3 separate regions of the Homo sapiens genome follow, and all the other regions are linked to region 2. A link is an interaction called in ENCODE POLR2A ChIA-PET data of the cell type or tissue named here. Cell type or tissue: MCF 10A. All regions are shown on one strand. Region 1 has its middle 130 kb from the start of FBXO15. Region 2 overlaps LOC105372190 (a long non-coding RNA gene). Region 3 overlaps LOC105372190 (a long non-coding RNA gene).

What was found. ChIA-PET counts read pairs that join two places held together with the same protein. Peaks named below come from ENCODE experiments on the same cell type or tissue, not always from the same donor. Only the 100,000 strongest peaks of a DNase experiment are listed, where the experiment ranks them.
Region 1: POLR2A ChIA-PET joins it to region 2 with 5 read pairs; 1 of 35 experiments calls an interaction of 5 or more read pairs at or near these places.
Region 3: POLR2A ChIA-PET joins it to region 2 with 7 read pairs; 2 of 35 experiments call an interaction of 5 or more read pairs at or near these places.

The regions. Positions count from the first base shown.
Region 1 is chr18:74,012,208-74,016,207 of GRCh38, reverse strand. No RefSeq gene overlaps it. Among named protein-coding and RNA genes, the nearest start is that of FBXO15, 130 kb to the left of the region's middle. RefSeq lists an enhancer at 3,791-3,960. In MCF 10A, no CTCF peak of the experiment used is centred here; DNase peaks (open chromatin) are centred at 2,077 and 3,447.
Region 2 is chr18:73,612,519-73,616,518 of GRCh38, reverse strand. The region is part of intron 4 of LOC105372190 (a long non-coding RNA gene); the gene reads left to right. Among named protein-coding and RNA genes, the nearest start is that of LINC02582, 290 kb to the right of the region's middle. In MCF 10A, no CTCF peak of the experiment used is centred here; DNase peaks (open chromatin) are centred at 1,528, 2,348 and 2,608.
Region 3 is chr18:73,384,556-73,388,555 of GRCh38, reverse strand. All of the region lies in intron 6 of LOC105372190 (a long non-coding RNA gene), which reads left to right. Among named protein-coding and RNA genes, the nearest start is that of LINC02582, 62 kb to the right of the region's middle. In MCF 10A, no CTCF peak of the experiment used is centred here; no DNase peak of the experiment used is centred here.

The sequences.
Region 1 (4,000 bases), 400 kb before region 2:
ATGTCCCAGGTTGAAGACAGCTGGGCAGGAGAAATTCCCTCTTACTCATGGGAAGGTCAACCTTTGTATTTGCTTCAGGCCTTCAACTGATTGGATGAGGCTTGCTTACATTAGGGAGGGCCATCTGCTTTACTCAGTCTACCCACTCAAATGTTAATCTCATCCATAAACCCCCTCACAGACATATTCAGAGTAATGTTTGACTAAATGTCTGGGCACCCCATGGCCCAGTCAAGTTGGCATGTAAAATTAACCATCACAATGTCCATTCTTACTATAGAGATATAAACAAAGTTCATTCAAATGAATTCCATCTTGGGCAATGAGAGCAGGTTTTGTAAAGGAGGTAATAATAGTAACAATACAAGTAGTGGATAGATATTACTATCATCTCTATTTTTGTTTTTTTTTTTTGAGATGGAGTGTCCTTCTGTCACCTAGGCTGGAGTGCAGTTGCACAGTCTTGGCTCACTGCAACATCTGCCTCCCAGGTTCAAGCGATTCTTTTGCCTCAGCCTCCCGAGTAGCTGGGGCTACAGGTGCGCACCACCACACATGGCTAATTTTTGTATTTTTAGTAGAGATGGGGTTTTGCCATGTTGGGCAGACTGGTCTTGAACTCCTGACCTCAAGTGATCCACCCACCTTGGCCTCCCAAAGTCCTGACATTACTGGTGTGAGCCACCATGCCTGGCCATCTCTATTTTTAAAAAGAGGAAATAGTGAAAGATCACCTGATTTAAAAAAAAATGCATTTGTGCATTCAGTTAGTTCAGTTATACCCTAAGCTGCCAAAGGGTCTGAGGGTGATTTCAGACTCATGGTGGAAGAGGCTTCCTGCATGGGTCCCTGGGCCCACAGCATGATCCCCATAGTGGGGGCAGTGGAGTCTTTGTCATTGGTACCTGGGGTTTCACAGTTATCCTGGCTTTCCAGATGAGTGAGGATCTATGGTAATGATATCACAGAGTCTTATAGCTGTAGGAGTTGGGCCTGGGGTCATTGGGAATGGTCTCATGTCCTCCTCATCTCTCTGAGCCTAGGAAACTTGTTTCTCGCGTGTGTCCACTTTATGTGATTTGTGCAGACTGGATGCTGTATGGGCTTTTTGTCTCTTGCTTCCTCATAACATTGGCAAAGAAGTGGCTTTGGGTGCAGGATGTGTCCCCATCTCTGTATGAGTTTATGTAGTCAATACCCAACAAAATCGAGTGCAGGTGGAGTTTTTTCTTTTTCATTCAAATGCTTTTATTAATTGAAAAAGCAAAATTGTACTTATTTATGGTGTAATGTTTTGATATACATATACATTGTGAAATGGTTAAATCAAGCTAATTAACATACACATTATCCCACATACTTACAAATTTTTTGTGGTGAGAACACAAAGTCTGCTCTCCCAGTGATTTTCAAGTTCACAATACACTGTTATTCAGTATAGTCACCATGCTGTAAGTGAATCTCTTGAACTTGTACCTCCTGTGTAAGAGAAAAAATTTTTAAATTATTATTTATTTTTAATTGACAAACATTGTATATATTTATGGTGTACAGCATGATGTTTTGAAACATGTAAGCTTATGAGGCAGCTAAGTCAAGCTAGTTACCGTATGCATTACTTACGGCTTAAAAAAAATCTTATTAGTCCACTTTGGGTCCAATGCCCATCCTGGCACCTTGCTGGCTAGCCCACCCCTTCACAAAGAATGCTGGGGGGTATTCTAAACAAGGGGATGGGCTAAGCAGGAGTGTTTGCTACAAGAGTCCTACTTGTGGCCAGTCTAAGAGTGCAAGTTGCTTATCTCTTAATGACTGAGTTTGCCAAAGTCTCATTATGTGACCCCTGGGAACCCAGCAATTATGACTTCTCCCCACTATTTTCAGGGTCCTCAAGAAACCATAAGGGTCTACAGGATGTCACATGTACCCGCTAAATATTGCTGAGTTACAGAAGGAACAATTGCATAATCTCTACTCCTCCCAAATCTGCAGTCAAATCACTTTCAGGCTGTTCTCTTGATGTGGTTTTTCAATTGCCATCTGAAAGGAGTGTTAGTCATCTTAATAACGTGAATTAATCATCAGTCTGGCCGGCTGGACAATATCGCAATCACAACAACACAGAAATGTTCCAGCCAGAATGAGAACGTATGAACATAACTTAACTCAGAAATATTGCAGCTGCATTCAACAAACTTCCAATCAAAAGAGACCTACCAGTCATTTCTAAAATTTTTTGGCTGTTAAAGTGCTTTTGTCACAAAAGGGATGTCAGCAGTGTAATTTCAGACTCAAACAAGTAACAGAATTGCAGGAATTATGGACATTTTGTGATCAGAATACCTTTAGCCAAATGATAAAGTTATATTTTGTAGAACAAATTGAATTCTGTCCTGTGTATCAATTTCTGAAGAATGTAATTTTTATTAATAAGCCATTAACAGGATATAATTTCCTTTGACAATAACTTGATCTCCTCATAAAAATGTGTGATTAGAACAATTAGAAACTGCATCAGATTTTACGATCTAACAAGCTCCAGTGTTTTCCCCGTTTCTGACATATTTGATGCTTTTGAAAATGTGCCCAATCCTTTATTTTTACCAATCTGTTTTAAGTGTTACTGAGGTAGAAGGCAGGACTCTACTCCAGGGACAGGGCTTGGACTCTGGACCAGATTGAGGACTAGCTGAAAGGGTGAAGAGGCAAAAGCCCCTTTCCATAAGACAGGCCCACCAGTGCCATGTCAGTTACATTGCCATGACAACACCCTGAAGGTACCAACCGTTTCCATGGCAACGCCAAAGGACTCAGAAGTTACCACCCTTTTTCTAGAAATTTTTCTATAATCTGCCCCTTAATTTGCATGTAATTGAAAGTAGGTAAAAATGTGACTGCAGACCTGCCCCTCAGCTGCTTCTCGGGACACCCTGCCTATGGGGTCGCCCCGAGCTGCTTCTTGGGACACCTTGCCTATGGGGTCGCCCTGCTCTGCTTCTCAGGACACCCTGCCTATGGGGTCGCCCCTGAGCTGCTGCTCGGGACACCCTGCCCTATGGGGTCGCCCTGCTCTGCAAGGAGCAGCACCTCTGCCGCGGCTGTGCACGGCCACTTCAGTGAAAGTTCCTGTTTACAACACTGTCCGCCTTTGAATTCTTTCCTAGGCAAAGCCAAGGCCTCCCCCGGTCAGCCCCAATTTTGGGCTCACCTGTCCTACATCATTATGGGAGCCAAAAACTGCCCCTTCATTTTTTATTTTTATTTTTTTTTAAGACGGAGTTTCACTCTTGTGGCCCAGGCTGGAGTGCAGTGGCGCGATCTCGGCTCACAGCAACCTCAGCCTCCTGGGTTCAAGCGATTCTCTTGCCTCAGTCTCCCGAGCAGCTGGGATTACAGGCATGAGCCACCACTTCCGGCCCCTTTGTTCTTTTTGAAGATTTCACAACAACTTGCTTTTGGAATGATTGTGCAACTTTAGAATACCGTGTTCTCCTTATTGTTAACCCGATTGTAAAGCCGAATAGAAAACAAGAAGAGAGACCATCATTTGCTGTGCACCGCCCTGTGTCAACACTTTCAGATCCCGCAAACATCTCATTTATCCTCACAGCAGTCTTGGGACACAAGAGGCAACTGAAGGTCACTGAATGGCAGAAGTCCTGCGTGACACTCAAGGTATCTGAGCCCCAAGTCCAGCTCTGTCTTCCAGTTTCCCCTAGAGCTGTAATTGATCACTTAGCAACCGAAGTCTTTCTTAGATGTCTATTCGTTCTCAAGCCTGTGCCACAAATGCTGTCGATGAGGCCGGAAGAAAGGGCGCTCTGCTGTCTCCCCAGGCCCAGGCCCAGGCCTCTGCTCAGAGGGTTCATGCCATAGCAAGCACCTAATCTAAGCCGCGGTCCTTCTCCAGGTAACCGAGCCGCCACTCAGTATCAGGTGTGTGAGTCGAGCTCTTTGGTGATACTTCAGGACTCAGCACAGCAGTGGGGGTCCCTTGACA
Region 2 (4,000 bases):
CATCCATGAAATCATAAATGTAGATGTAATAGCAACATTTTTAAATAAATGAAAATGATGTATAGAAAACTGGCCTGAGAAGGGAAGGTAGATATAAGCATATTGCATGAGCAGGTAGCTCAGAATCCCAATTCTGCTATTTCATCACCTCTGCAGCCTACGCTCTGGTCTCATGGGGAGTTTCCATTGACAAATTAAGAGAGCAAGAAAAAGCGCAGACATGGCTTACAAATAGGTCTACAAGATATGCTGGCACCAACCAGCTGTGGATGGCTACTACATTAGAGTGAAACTCAAGGCTGGCCATGAAATACTTTTGTGTAGAGAAGAGTAGGCATAACGTGAGGTAATTTATCTGATTGTCCACTTTGCATGACAGGTGAGGTAGAACTCTGATTTTAAACATTGATGATAGGTGGGGTGAATGGTCAGAAATTTGGAAGTAACAGAATGCAAGGCTAAGGGAATATTGGAAGAACAAAGAGGAAGTGGTGTGTTTATGAACTTCTTGTGCTAAGTCATCCATGTACTGTGCAAATGCCCCCCAGAGAATGCTCTTATTAGGTGGAGATCACCCATCCAGTGGGTATTATCCAGCCTCTTCCTCTCCTGTCTGCTCCGTGCTCTCTACCACTTGCTCAATGAGCCTTTGTCCAAAAGGGCCATGGCAACAGGAATGGAGGCTATGCATGGGCTCAACAATTAGGATTTCACATTGCCAAGGCTAATCTGGCTACTACTGTTGCTAATTACTCACACTGCCAACAACAAAGACAAAAGCTAAATTCTCAGGATGGACCCACAAGAACCAACTGGTTAGGATTATTACACTGAACTACTTCCACTGTGTGGGGGGTGGCTAATGATTCATCCTCACGAGAATAGATGTATGTCCCACATTTATATTTGCCTTCCTTCCTACATTGCTTCTACCAGCAGCACAATTTGTGGACTTACTAAATGTTTTATTCATCACGACAATGTCCCAAGCAATGTAAGCTCTGATTAAGGAGTTCTTTGCAGGGTGAAAGAAGTGTAGTAATTGGTGAAAGCCCATAAAATCTGTATGCTCCATCACTTTTAAGCAATTGATATGATCTTGAAATAATCTTCTGAAGGCTTATTTACGGCACCAGCTGGGAGGCATTAGACTGAAGGATTGGGGTCCTATAGGACGTGGTATATTTCTTAACTTCCAGCAACCAAAATGATGTCTTCTCTCCACAGCCACAATACACAGATCTTATTATTAAGATGTGGAAATGTTAGTGCTTTCTTTTATTGTTGCATGGAGAAGTGAGGGTTAACTAGCCCAAGATTAATTCCATGGAGGCTGGCCACAGAGAAAAAAAGCAGTACCCCTTCAAAGCTCTGAGGAAACTAGCTAAATGCCTAGGCAATAAATCCTATTGGAATCCATTTCCCCTTCCATCATACCAGAGAAGAGCTATTCTACCCCCAAGTCCCAACCTTGAATATTCTGGTAGTGAATCATGCTACTAGCAAACCACACGATACATCTATAGCCAGGAGGCTTGTTTCCCCAGCTACCTATTTGTGCCAGGGATAAGGCTGGTTCATCACCAGATATGAATGCTGAGCTGGCAGGATAGAGCTGGAACTACAATTCCACCACATCCTCATGCTATTATAGTCCAGCCCTTGATTATACCAGGAATGAAGCCAGTGTTTCCTATCATGCAGTTTGCTCCAACAGCCCAAATTTTAGCATCTTTCTCCCAAAGTCTAATGTCTAGTCCTGTTAAATCTCTGTACACTACCCTGGAATGCAAGATGCAATGGAGTATCCACATAATTACTACTGCTTCTCTGTATATAAATTTTCTCCAAAACACTCAGCGCTAGAAGGTTTGGCTAAACTCAACCATACATCAGAGGGCAAGGGAGCTTGAGAAATGTCTTCTGTAAAGTGCATCCTTGCAAAACACAAAGGAGGACAGAGAAGGAATGTGAAGGGGCTTATTTATAACAATCAACATAATTTCCCCCTTCAACTTCAGCATCCATTCTTGATTTGTATTTGGATGAAAATAAATTGCACATACACAACATAGATGATGCTCATATTCCTATCAGCCCACTCATCACTGTGGGGAGAAGTCTTTTCAGCCAACCCAAAGAGAAGCTAAATTGAAACGTTAGCTACCATCAATGCTTCTCCTAGAAAGGAAAGAAAAAGAAATTAGTAACAAATAATTCATAGCAAACATAATTGCCATAGTTCATGCATTGAAGCTGGCCACAGGGCTACATTAATAATCACTGATTCCTTCTCCCCTTGGCACTTGCAATATAAATATTGTAAAAGTTATGCAATATCCATTGCATAACCTACATATGAAACTTTTGCTGCCGAACCAAGAAACAGACAAGGTAGTCTCTTTCCTGGTGAAGAAATTAATCCTGGTTGTCAAGAGGAAAGAGAGTTGCTGCTAAACAGACTGGGGTGGAGGCAGGCATGGAAGAGTATATCTGAAAGCTAGGGGTTTCACTGAGATATTTCTTGATATTCTTATTTTAAATAACAATGATTAATAAGAAACTCTGATGAAGTAATAAAGAGAGTAGACTTTAAGGATTTGGAAACTGGGAATGAAGGTTTGACTCATCACCAGGTAAAATCTTTGACTAGCTGTGGTACTGGCAGAAAGTCAGGGAATATATAATGAATGAGGGAGAAGAAATCTGTGATTATTAACAGTTCTATGGCCAGCTATAATGCAGGGACCATAGCAGTTATATTTCATATGAATTATTTGTCATTCATTTCCCTTTCCTTCCTTTCTAGGAGAAGCAATGGTGGTGGCTAACATTTTGACTTAGTGTCTAGATTGGGCTGACCGAAACAACCTCACCTCACAGTGATGGGGTGTCTGATAGGAACACGAGTATTGTCTATGTTAGGTACGTGCAATTTTGCATCTGAACAAAAGTCAAGAGTGGATGCTGAGGTTGAACGGGGGTCAGAAATTATGCTGGTTATTCTACAAACACCCCTTCACTTTCCTTCTCTGTGCTTCTTTTCCTGTCTTTGTGCTTTGAGAGGATGCACTTTAGAGCAGACATTTCTCAAGCTCTCCTACCCTCTGATTTCTAGTCAAATCTAGCTCTCACTAGAGTCACTGGCAGGAAACAAGAGTTGGGATAAGAAGAACACTATGAATTTAATTTCCTTCCTTTCTTTCCTGCTGGGCTTTTTAATTTTATTTTATGCATTTTTGAGACAGAGTCTGGCTCTCTCACCCAGGCTGGAGTGCAGTGGCATGATCTCAGCTCACTGCAACTTCCACCTTCTGAGTTCAAGTGATTCTCGTCCCTCAGCCTCCCGAGTAGCTGGGACTACAGTCATGTGCCACCACGCCTGGCTAATTATTGTATTTTTAGTAGAGATGGGGTTTTGCCATGTTGGCCAGGAAGGTCTCAAACTCCTGGCCTCAAGTGATCCACCCGCCTCGGCCTCACAAAGTGCTGGATTACAGGCATGAGCCACTGCGCCCAGCCCTGGGTTTTATTGGAATGGCAGATTCATTCCTCTACATAAAGGCAGAGCTTCTTAATAGCAGTCCCTGTCCCATGGCTGCAGCTCTAGTTGGGTCTTTCCTTTGTCCATTCACATCTAGGGGTGGCCATTGGCCTCCTGCTGTTATATTCCCTGGGTTCTTTGCCATTCATTATTGGTTCCCTTAACCCCACCCACACCTCTGTAAATAGATCTTTCATTAAAAATGTCTCCATTATTTCTTTGAATGTGTCAACTATTTTCTGCTTGACTTCCATCAATATATGCTACCTGACATTGACACGAATTAATTCTAATAGGAAAAGTTTACAAAGTGAAATTCAAATTCTTTGACACTCCTTTTATTGAGAGGTAGAATTTATTTCTCCTCTTCTTTAACCTTGGCTGAATTATAACTGCTTTGACCAATAGAGAATTGTAGACATGATACTATGCAACTTCAGAAACTAGATGAGAAAG
Region 3 (4,000 bases), 230 kb after region 2:
TTTTTAAAGTTATTTTTAAATGTACAATTATTATATTACAACCACTATGGAGAACAGTGTGAAATTATTTTGATTCCAAATAACAGAGTTTGAAAACCACTGGCCTTTTCCAACCCTGTACCTTTAAAAATGATGCAACCCCCAGCAAAATGACTTCCCAAAGTGGGATATCCATGGACCAAAAGGGGCCCTCACTGGAGGCTGCGGCCTCTTCTATCAGAAGTTTGGATTGGGGATACAGGGAACTGGGGAAATGTTACTCAAAGGATAGGAACATTACAGTTAGGCAGAAGGAATAAGTTTAAGAGATCTATTGCACAGCATAGTGACTATAGTTGATGATGTATTCTTAAAGAATGCTGAGAGAATGAATGTTAATTGTCCTCACTACAAAAATGATACCTATGTGAGACAATGTATATCTCAATTAGCTAGATTTAACCGTTCCACAATGTATATATACTTCAAGATGTCATATTGTACATAATTATGTACTATTTAATCTGTCCATTTAAAATAAATAAATGTAAAATTAAAAATGTTATTTTACAAATTAGGGATGAACATATTATCTGTAATATACAGCACAAATATTTTCTCCCAACTTGTAATTCATCTTTTGACTTTATTCATAATTTAGCACGTTTACAAATAATCATGTAATCAGTTTTTTTCAGTTCCTGATCTTTTTTTTCTTGTTGAATATTTTATTTTATTTTTTTTATTGCATCAAGATTTTGAGTCATAGAATGAAAAATTTTCAACAGGTTATTGGGGAATCATCCATACTTTATCTTAGTAACTCCAGGATTTCAATTTTTTTTACATTTAGGTATGTGATCTACTTGGAGATGATTTTTATGTGTAGTCTATCTTTCCCTGAGTGACTTGAAATGCTGATGTTTTAAAATAAGTAGTTTCATAGGTACTGTATGATTTCTTGACTTTCAATTCTATGTTACTTATCTGTCAACTCAGGTGTCACTACCACACTTTTCATTCTAGAGTAAACAACACAAAGCCTTCCTATCCTATTTTTAACTTGTCTTTTTTCCTGATTCAGTGTTTGCTGAGTTATCATAAACCTGTGTTTCCCAGGGTTTTAACAACGTTGGTTCTGACAGTCCCTACTTTCTTCTCCCCAGGCTTTCTTTGGAGCTGCCTACTCTGCCATTTTGCTGAAATCAACCCCTGCCCCTTTTCTTCCTCCCATACATCCAAGAATCCCAAGGACATCTCTTCTATCCTTTTAATCCCATTCTCCCCATAATTTGAACTTTCCAGGACAGTTACCTTGAGTTCCCTTGCAGTTCCTTTGCTGTAGTCAGTGATCTCATCTGTACAAATACGTTCACATTTTCTGGTGGGTCATTTGGCCCTTTCTCTCTCTCTCTCTCTCTGCTTTTTTGTTGTTGTTGTTGTTGTTTGCTTGTTTGTAATAGGGTCTTGCTCTGCCTTCCAGGCTGGGGTGCTAAAGTGCAGTGGCATAATCATGGCTCACTGCAGCCTTGACTTCCTGCGTTCAAGAGATCCACCCACCTCAGCCTCCCAATATTCTGGGATTACAAACATGAGCCAACATTCCTGGCCTATTCTTCTTTTTCGTGCACGTTTGCCAGACTCACGTCTCATTCTTTGTAAAAGCTGTGGAGAAAGACTGACAGACAGCACTATAAAAAATTTGAAACACATTTTTCTACTCATGACTAGTTATAACTACATCGTGTTTTCCGTGCCCCAGTTATTCTGAAGACAGGGGATTTATTTTGTTCTATTTGTGACTTTTTTTTTTAACTATAGGTTTTGGAGGATATATGGAGAGATTCAGATTTAGGTGGCTGGCATCACCTACTCAGAAGTTCTCCAAATAATTTTAAAAATTCATGTGTAAAAGATTCAATATTATGATAATTTGTTAAACTCAGATACTAGCTACAATTTCATAGTTTTATATACTATTTTTCAAAAGAAATACATTTAGCATTCATACAGCAGGTAGCTGCATAGTGTGATGGCCAATACATTGTGCTGTACATTTGCATTAAGAAAATGAAGGTTGTTCTGAAGAATCATGAAAATAGTGAGGCCAAGAGAATATTATTTTCTGTTAATATGCCTATGCTATTCTCAGAAGAACAAGCAAAAAAGGAAGGAAGAAAAAAAGAAACAGTAAGAAAGATTTTACTCTAAAATAGCTACCCAGACAAATAAAATAATATAGATTTGGCTGTCCCATGGAGTATTAATAGGTGGTCCTATTTAAGCAATGCATACTTAGGATCAGCAAAATTTCAAACTTTTCTATCACTGAGATAATATCACTCTTTCTTTCTTTTCCTTCCTTCCTTCCTTCCTTCCTTCCTTCCTTCCTTCCTTTCTTTCTTTCTTTCTTTCTTTCTTTCTTTCCTTCCTTCCTTCCTTCCTTCCTTCCTTCCTTCTTTCTTTCTATCCTTTCTTTTTTTTCTTTCTCACCAGGCTGGAATGCAGTGGCATGATCTCGGCTCACTGTAATCTCCGCCTCCCAGGTTCAAGCGATTCTCCTGCCTCATCCTCCCAAGTAGCTGGGACCACAGGTGTGCACCACCATGCCCACCTAATTTTTGTATTTTTAGTAGAGACGGGGTTTCACCATGTTGGCCAGGATAGTCTCAATCTCTTGACCTCATGATCCACCCACCTTGGACTCCCAAAGTGCTGGGATTACAGGCGTGAATTATCACTATTTCTTAAGTAGACAATGGCACCCAGAAATTGCTTAAATTTGCTATTATATTCACATTTTTATTCCACTTAATCAACAGACAGTTCAGTGTTCTTTAAAATGTACATAAAATGTATTATATGTTGCAGAAGTATGAGGATATCTCATATTCATAATATGCCTTCTAAAAGTTTGTAATCCAAGTTAAAAAAAATGCCTTTAGAAGAACTAAAGTGTATCTAAAACAGGTGTTAATTCAATGTCAAAATCAGTAATGAAGCCGGGAAACAGTGCTATTTTGATGTTATTTCCTAACATTTGGGAAAATATGCAGGAAATGGTTTCAAGTATTAATGGAGAATACTAAGGGTTTTAGCTGCAGGAAGAAATGAGAACGGACTTATTGTCTTGGGTTAATTAGAGATCTTTTATTGCAAATAAATTTGTATAAATAAATTAAATACATTTCAAGTAAACAAATAAGTGAGTAAATAACTTATTTGTATTATAATTATGGAAGGTAGAGATGTTTTATCAACCTAAGAACCCCGGAAATATTCTGAATTTGGGCACTGGAGACCTATGTTATATCTTCGAAAATATTAGTGACCTTGGTTATATCCCCCCTTCCGTTGCATTTCTCCTACAGTCTCCGCACATAGCCTTCATGATTTTCTTTCTCTATAGATTTACATTCCTTCATTCTTAGTTACACAATGCCTGTGCTACAGCTTGAACGTCTTAGGTTAGAGTTCTAAATAAATTCTCAGATTCAGACCAATCAGGCCATTATATTTGTTGACCAAAAATTAGGTTCTTGGACTTTTGAGAAACGATTTTCTTTCATGCAATGATCGAGTTTACATCATTTACTCAAAGATGAAGTTCAATCTTAATATCATAACCTCATGTGGAATATTATCTATTAATGTACCTTTGCTCCCATAAAACGCTTCAAAGCAAATTCCCCAAGAGTTATCTTTTTCTATAGTTTCTCCTCACTCTTCTATAGAGCCTTCTGAATCATTTGTCCTTGGTACAAGAAGCATCAAGATTTCAAGGTGTGGAAAGAATGAGTGTGAGAGGTCTCAGCAGCAATAAATTACATTGTTTCGGGATCAAACTATTTTGCCTCCAGTGATAAGGGGTAACACTAGTTTTCAAGGAGGAAAGAAAATTTCACAGCCTGTGTGTGATTGCACATGAAATTATGTACACCACTGGAAAAGTCTAAATGTATGTTTCCAATAAATCATTCTCTTATCTTCAAAATCTGACTGCTCTCCAGAAGTGATAGGC